2 separate regions of the Homo sapiens genome follow, and region 2 is linked to region 1. Evidence: chromatin loops called from intact Hi-C (ENCODE). Cell type or tissue: gastrocnemius medialis. All regions are shown on one strand.

Region 1 (4,000 bases):
GTTATATTCCTTGAATTTGATAATTATGTTGTTTTTATGTAAGAGAATATCCTTAGGAAACATACTTAATACTCTTTAAGATTAAGGGCTAAAAGGTCAGATCATTCAGGAAAAAAACATGTTGTATAGAGAAGAATAAAGCAAATGTGGCAAGGTTTTAAAAACTGATGAATCTAGTTAAAAGGGTATAGTAGAGTCCTTTGTACTAGCAACTTTGCTGTAAATTTAAATTAATTTCAAAAGAAAACATTTAAACTCAAAAGGTACATTTACAAGGTGGGCATTACAATAACTTTATTGTAGCCTTTTCTGGGAATTGCAACTCTTATTCTATATTAAAAAGGCCAAAAATCAAAAATCAGTAATTATTTAGTTGTTATTACTAGCACATTTATTTAGCACTTAGGATATTTCAGGTCACTAAATGCTCTAATACTTTAATTCTCACGATAGCCTTCTACAGTACCATAGTGTAGATCCTTTCTTATAGATGAAGAACTAAGATTTAGAGAAGTTAAGTAGTGGGCCAAATCACATGGCTAGTTACTTGCAGAGTTGGTACTCAAACCTAGATGGGACCCATTCTACAAGCTGTTATGCTAAACTGTCTGCCTTCGTACTCATAATCACTGTCAGTCTCCTCTAATTAAAGTTACTTGTGATAGTAATACTAATGGCTCTGATCATAAAGTCATATGCACATTTAGCCCTCATACTGTAGAGCTATACTGTCCAATACTATAGGAAATAGCTGTGCGTGGCTACTTAAATTACAGTTCTTCAGTCCTGCTTAGCCACATTTCAGGTGCTTAGTAGCTATGTGAGGCTAGTGGCTACCACAGTGGGCAGGTTATGGAGGCATTATGAGCAAAGGCAGTGCATGTCCTGGTTTAGATCCAAGCAGTGACCTTGGGCAAATTAATTTCTCTAAGCCGGATTTTTCTCAGGCCCTGCATCATAGGGCTGTTATCTTGAGTAAGTGAGATCACATATAAAATGTTTATAGACATCACCTGCTGTTGCTGCTCTTATTTATTTCTAGTCACAGTAAAGAGCATGTGGGACGGGTGTTGAATTTGCATCTGTATTTATGAAATATCTAGTTTGGCTGGCCCCAGATCAAAAGGGGTTCTGTTTCTCTGGGCTATAGGTCCAGATGAAAGTGTGGGCTACGTATGTCATAGTTGTACTTATCGCTGCCTGGATTCTTTCTTCAGTCTGCCAGTTCATGGGTTTTGACGGAAAGTGTCTTACTCTTAGTTATTAATTTGCTTTAATTTTGCTTAAAATCTGTAAAAACTGCTTCTTGGTCATCAGTTTAGACACTAACAATGAAAGAAGGTGGCCGCTTTAGTAAACAATTGAACGTCAGCCCCATTTGGATCAATCCCATGTAAGGAGATTGCAGATCAAGTAATGAGCCTAAAATTACCAACACGTGGGAGGCAGCATCAGGAGAAGTCAAGGATTTAAATTCCAGGACACCTGAACTCTGCTTTGTTGTCCAGCAGGCTTCCTTTAGGGAAAACGGTTTTTTTCCCGTCTGCACATTTCTTCTTGGCCTGGAAGAGACGATGGAACATCTGTTGTTCATTCACGTTCTCACATCAGCAGACAACGAGTGATGCAAGTCCTTGCACAAGCTGGGCCACTCTCCTTGGGCAGGCTTTTCCCTTCCTCTCTGTGGCCTGAAATGAATTTTAGTTTCTCCTCATCTCCTTGATAGCCTTTGCCACAGAGGGTCTGGTGATCAATAGAAATCCAGTAGTGTGTTCTCTTTATCCATTTGTATAGTTAAGAGTTAAAGTTTGGGGATAAGATAACTAAATTATTTTATATAAAGTGTTCATCAAACACTTCAGAGGGCCCACGGGATCTCTGGAAATTCAGGCTTCACCGTTTTCATCACTGTCTTCTCCGAGGTTACCCAGGGAGCCTAAAGGAGCTGTGGAAAGCGAATGGGTCTCTTGACTCTCAGTCCACGATGCATGTATCCTTGCCTGTTTCCTGATATGCTGCTGGATGGTTTGCATTTCTGTCTCAGAGCTGTCTACTGTGTACGTAGAGTTACAGAACTTTTAACTGTTTTTTTTTAAATAGGGCAATGAGAAAAGTTCAAGTAATAGCATCTACTCATTTATCAGGGTGACCTTTTTATTTAAATGGACATGTCTGTGTTGTTATGACTGCCCAAATTAAAAAAGGAAAACTTTCATAATTAGTTAGGAGGGCCTTATGTTACCCAGGACATCGCAGCCACCCTTGAGGGTGACTGAAAACATACTTTAATACTAGTAATAAAGGCATCTGTCTTTTTCTGTCAAATCATTTCAGTCCTTCTCACCCCCTCACAGCACAGGCAAGAAGGGAACGTGTCAGGCAGGGAGAAAGTGGGATTTGGTTTTCTCTGCAGGTGCAGCTCCTTTATCTGGTTATTCTGGTTACCTAGGAAATATGAGTGGGATGAAGAGTGATGCTTTCAGGCTGAGTTTCAAGTAGTGAATCTTTGAGTGTGAGTCACACACACACGTGATGAAGTTGTAATAATCTTATAGTTTTCCTTTTGCAGGGTGTATGGGTGGCCCAGAGAACAATCAGAAATAAAAATCATCTTACCCTCTCAGTGTGCCATGTTGAAACTGCAAATAATCTCTTAGAAGGATCACATAAGCCTGTTTTTATTTATGCATTCATTTCTACACTGAAAAAAAAAGTAAGATAACTTAACTGGGTGATGATGCCTGAACCTTCAACCTGAATTTGCTAAAATGAGAGCCACAGTATGAAGTTGTCTTTAAGGACATACTACAATTTAAATACACGGTTTCTAGAGAAAAGACACAAATGGCCAAAAAACACATGAAAAGATGCTCAATATCATGAGTCATTAGGGACATGCTAATGAAAACCACAGTGAGATGCCACTTCACACTAGGATGGCTTTAATAAAAAAGGCGATAACAAGGGTTGTGAAAGCTGTAGGGAAATTGGAACACGCATACATTGCTGGTGGGAATGTAAAATGGTTCTGTGGAAAACTGAGCAAAACACATGTCCCCAAGAACTTGTCCACAAATGTCCAAAGCATCATTATTCACAGTAACCAAAAAGTGGAAACAACCCAAATGTCTACCAACAGATGAGTGGATGAAAACAGTGCTATATCCATATAATGGAATATTAGCCATAAAAAGGATTGAAGTTCTGATACATACCACAACATAGATGGGTCTTGAAAACATTATACTAAGTGAAAGAAGCCAGATGCTAATTGTCACAAGTTGTATGATTCCAATTTATATAAAATGTCCAGAATGGGCAAATCTATAGAAACAGAAAGTAGATTAGTAATTGCCAGGGGCTGATGGGAGGGGAAAATGGGGAATGACTACTAATGATACGAGATTTCTTTTGGGAGGTGACAAAAATGTTCTATAATTACATAGTGGTGAATATACCACACCTTGTGAATACACACAGAAACACTGAATTGTACAGTTTAAAAGGCTGAATATTATGGTATGTGGACTGTATTTCATAAAACTAGTAAAAACTTGCTGCAGCACTTTTTTTTTTTTTTTTTTTTTTTTTTTTGAGGACAGAGTCTCACTCCCTTACTCAGGCTGGAGTGCAGTGGTGCAAACATGCCTCACTGTAGCCTCAACCTTCTGGGCTCAAGCGATCCTCCTGCCTCAGCCTCCCGAGTAGCTGGGACTACAGGTGCATGCCAACATGACCAGCTGATTTTTTTTGGTATTTTTTGTAGAGATAGGGTTTTGCCATATTGTCCAGGCTAATCTCAAACTCCTGGTCTCAAGTGATGCACCCACTTTGGCCTCCCAAAGTGCTGGGTTTATAGGCGCGAGCCACAGTGCTGGGCAGGGACTAGGTTTTTAAATGTATCTTTTTACTTTATTCCATGTACCTGATTTTTTTTTCTTTTTTTCTTTTTTTTTTTGAGAGAGGGTCTGGCTCTGTAGCCCAAGCTAGAGTTCAGTGG
Region 2 (4,000 bases), 90 kb before region 1:
TGCCCCCCTGCTAGCTTTTTTCTAGCCCTCCCAAAAATGTGTTTATGTTGCTGTCCATGCATGTGGAGCAGTCTGGAATTCTGTGTGACATTAGATAGTGAAAAAAATAGATTTCCCACGTGACTGAGGTTATAGGAGTGAGAAATCTTGGATTATGCAAGGACTCTTTGATTGGAAGAAGGACATTTTGAGATGAGATTTATTTTAAGATATAGTAAAAAAAAACCTAGTATACAACTTTTTGTTTTTTTCTAAACTAACCCTTTTCGGGGGTGACAGGATGGGGTGTGGACTAGAAGCAATACCAAACTTTTAAGTATCAAATCTTCACTCAGAAGAAAAAAAATGTCTTCAGGGTGAAAGAATAGCTCAAATGCGAAAAGCCTGATAGTTATATAATTTGAGAGTAGGGTCTGGCATATTATAGAGGACTCCGAGAGCCTGATCCAAGCAGCCTGCCATTTTCATCACCCCAGGATTATCTGTAAGGACAACTTTACTGTCTGTCACCTGCCAGGTCTCAGCCTGGCCCTTGTGAGTGCCAGGAAGTTTGTGTCCTCTGTTTTGCCAAGCTTAATTAGCTCTAGAAATACCCTATCAAAGGCTGTCTGGCAGTGTTCCATTAATGGTATGGGGTGAATTCAAAAGCACTAATTAATTGTTAGATTATTTGCAAAGCCCATGCTGAAAAACCTAATGCCTGCAGGAGAAAGTTGGCAGAGAGACGGTACAGAGATTAGCTTGGACCTTACCCGGCTCAATTGCGTTTTGGAATTGGGCCAAGAGGGGAGTTGCTTTTCTTTTTGGAGAAGTGCTTGTGGCTATATTGTTTTCTAAACTGCCAGTGTACTGCTCTAGGCTCTCCGTGAGGGAGCTCATATGGACACTTGCAGACCTAGAGAGCCCAGAGACCATCTTCAAGAGGTTTTGTTTATTTTTGTTTTGTGAGAGAAACACAATTGTTTAACTTTCATTAACTAAATAAATTCTTCGCAAGGGCCTCTTCTTAAATAGAGGAAAAGGAACTCTAGTTTGTAGTGTAACAATTCAGGTTTTAAGTGTTAAATGTTCAAAGGAGCCAGGATCAGGGCTTTAAATAGTTTTTTCTTCTTAAAATAAAACAAGTCAGGTTCCTCATGTCCTCTGTTTAGGTGGCCCAGGTCAGCAAAAAGTGAATTTTCCAACTGCTACTGCAGTTGGAAGATGCTGTTTAAAAAAATCTTCATTTGAAATCAAGTGCATGCCAATTTAAGGTCAGGGTATACTACATGCAGGAAAGGAAGAAACAGGTAAACAGGTTTGCATTATTTTGCTACATTTGACATATAGAATGATAACACCTATAATTAACTCAGCTTGACAAATTGTAGACAAATAATAGAAGTCCCTGTCCCTTATAGATGAGAGAGATTTGAGGCTTTTGGAGCCAAGTGCCAGTTTCTGTTGACTCTGAAGGCAACGGAGACAGCTGAAGATCAAAGTATAGAAGGATATTTCAGACTTATCTAAAAGCCAATTGAGTGTTATATAAGGGAGCTGTGTGTAGCTCTGTTTGAAAACATCCATCCAGTAATCTTCCAGTTCCTGAGCCTGGCCCTGCCTCCTGTTGACAGGCCTCAGCGTCTTTTTCTTGTCCTTTTGGGCTTGAGCAACATGTGAGTAAGTACTTATGTACAAATCCCAGACCAAATCTTACTTTATTAACATGATTCAGAAGAAAAGAATTCTAATGAAAAATTTCAGAGGACTGTGCCGAAACATTTCGTGATGTTGTCAGATCTCCCTGAACTCAGGAAAGGCCCCCAAAAATCTATTATTTCTGTTTATTACTCAACTTGGAAAAAGCTTACAAGAATGCCTCAGGAGAGTATGCACTGGTTGAGGAATTTATTCCTGGGTGTACAGCATCCCCTACGTTTACTCTGTGTGAGGCGGGCTATCCTGAAACCCTGGGCAACCTGCCTGCTCCTCAGCCAGCAGGTCTAGAGTAGCAGCTTAGTATTTTTAACCCTTTCTGTCATATGACTCCCAGCCAACTTTTTGAGTTGATAGAAACACAGATCTGAGAGCTATGAGGAATTATGAAAGCCTTTGTACTGACAAAAGACTATGATTTTTCTTTGCTGCTTTATTATGGTTAAAAGGTCTCATTATGCTTTTATTTTGGAGAGGTAATTCTGTATAACAAGACCTACTTGTATATCCCAGTTAGGTTGTGAGATATCATGAATAACATTACAACTGATAGTTAAATTGAAGACTTTAAATGATTTTCCTCAAAAAGATAAAACTAAATTCAAGGTTATTCTAAAATAAGTATGGTTATTTGCATTTAAAAATATTTCAAAGGGAGAAAGAGAAGTTAGGATTACAAGTGATAGAATGAAAAGTGCTCATAATTTGTTGCCTGTAGTATCTGTTTTGCTATTCATGAACATGGTACACCCATTCATTTGTTTAGGTTTTCCTTAATTTCTTTCAGCACTGCTTTTGTAGTTTTCACTAGTTTCTTTTGAAGACTCTAGTGTGTCCAAATGTGAACAAGATTCATCATGTCTGTCTTATTAGAATTATGTTTAAGAACCTCTGTTTTAGAGCTGTAATGCTATCCTCTTCAATCTACTCTTCATTAATAATGATGAAAACTGATACTCCCTCTGACTTTCCTGGAGAGTGAGCTCAGGGGTGTGTAACTAAGGCTATTGCTAAAGTGAGTTATCGGCCTGGCTGCCTTTGCTCTAAGTTGTAGGAACTCAAAGCTCAGTGTGTACTGTGAGATATGTTCTTTAAGGCTGAAGGCTAGTGTTGCTGAGCAAGAGATGTAGTAAAATGAATATCCTTGTTCCTTTGGACTAAATGTCAGAGTTAGAGGCAGTCTTGGAACCCAAAGATTGGATGTTGTGCCTTTCCATCAGGCCGTTGGGCTTTCCCAGCAGAGTTTCGCTGGAACAGAGTCACTCCAGTGAACTTTCATTTTGGACTTGTAACAAAAGGATTTTGTAGAGATTTTACCCTCTGAATGTGGGTAATACCTGAGGGCTTTATCAAGATGAAGAGTAACTTTGTTGGGTTGCTGCACCTTTATTTAGGGAAAGTAATTCTCCACCACAGTGTCAAGAGTGGTCTTGACAGAGACATATGAAAGGTCAGAGAGTCAGGATCGTGCACTAGTTGTGACCTTGGGTTTTGGATTCAGGCACACAGGTTCAGGTCCAGATCATAGGCTGTGTGACCACAGGCTCAGTGTCCTCATTTGTAAAATTGAAGTATCAGTAGTTCCTGTCTCAGTTGTGTTCTTGTGAGGATTATAAATGAGATAATGCATATAAACCAGAGGATCACGTTTATTATGAATGAAACTACTGGAAATAGTATTCTTTGAAAATGTTACCATAGTACTTACCTAGTTTGGACTGCTATAACAAAGTCACATATAAGTCACACATAGATTGTATGTCTTATAAACAACAGAAATGTATTTTTCTCACAGTGCTGGAGGCTGTAAGTCTGTGATCAAGATGCCAGCATGGTTAGGTTCTGGAAAGGGCCTTTTCCAAATTGCAGACTGATGACTTTTCATTGTATCCTCACATGGATACAGTCCTCAAAAAGACAAACTAGAGAGTTCTCTGGAGTCTCTTTTAAGACACTCATACCATTCATGAGAGCGCTGTCCTCATGACCTAATTGCTCCACCTGTTAGCGTGCCCCATCTCCCAATACCATCACACTGGGGTTAGGATTTTAACATACAAATTTTAGGGGGGTACACATTCAGTCCGTAACACATGGTGGACATATTTAATCAGTCTTTTAAGTTGCAGTTCTATTATTCAGGCATATTTTTGGTACAAAAATTAGATCTGATCCTGAAATATAATGTTGCTGTTAAACAGACTTTATTGATGCCCAGTTTCTTTATTTTCCGTAAGTTTTACTTAGAGCAGTACAGTGGAAATACCACAGTGGTACAATGGGAGTGATGGAGTTGGGAGAGGGT

What was found. Peaks named below come from ENCODE experiments on the same cell type or tissue, not always from the same donor. Only the 100,000 strongest peaks of a DNase experiment are listed, where the experiment ranks them.
Region 2: it touches region 1 in a loop (2.0-fold over the local background); 3 of 110 quality-filtered maps call a loop at or near these places.

Annotation. Positions count from the first base shown.
Region 1 is chr1:91,752,985-91,756,984 of GRCh38, reverse strand. The region is part of intron 4 of TGFBR3 (transforming growth factor beta receptor 3); the gene reads left to right. Among named protein-coding and RNA genes, the nearest start is that of TGFBR3, 130 kb to the left of the region's middle. RefSeq lists an enhancer at 3,549-4,000. In gastrocnemius medialis, no CTCF peak of the experiment used is centred here; a DNase peak (open chromatin) is centred at 1,614; H3K27ac peaks cover 3,701 bases.
Region 2 is chr1:91,842,938-91,846,937 of GRCh38, reverse strand. All of the region lies in intron 2 of TGFBR3 (transforming growth factor beta receptor 3), which reads left to right. Among named protein-coding and RNA genes, the nearest start is that of TGFBR3, 41 kb to the left of the region's middle. In gastrocnemius medialis, no CTCF peak of the experiment used is centred here; DNase peaks (open chromatin) are centred at 497, 777, 1,597 and 1,937; H3K27ac peaks cover 3,860 bases.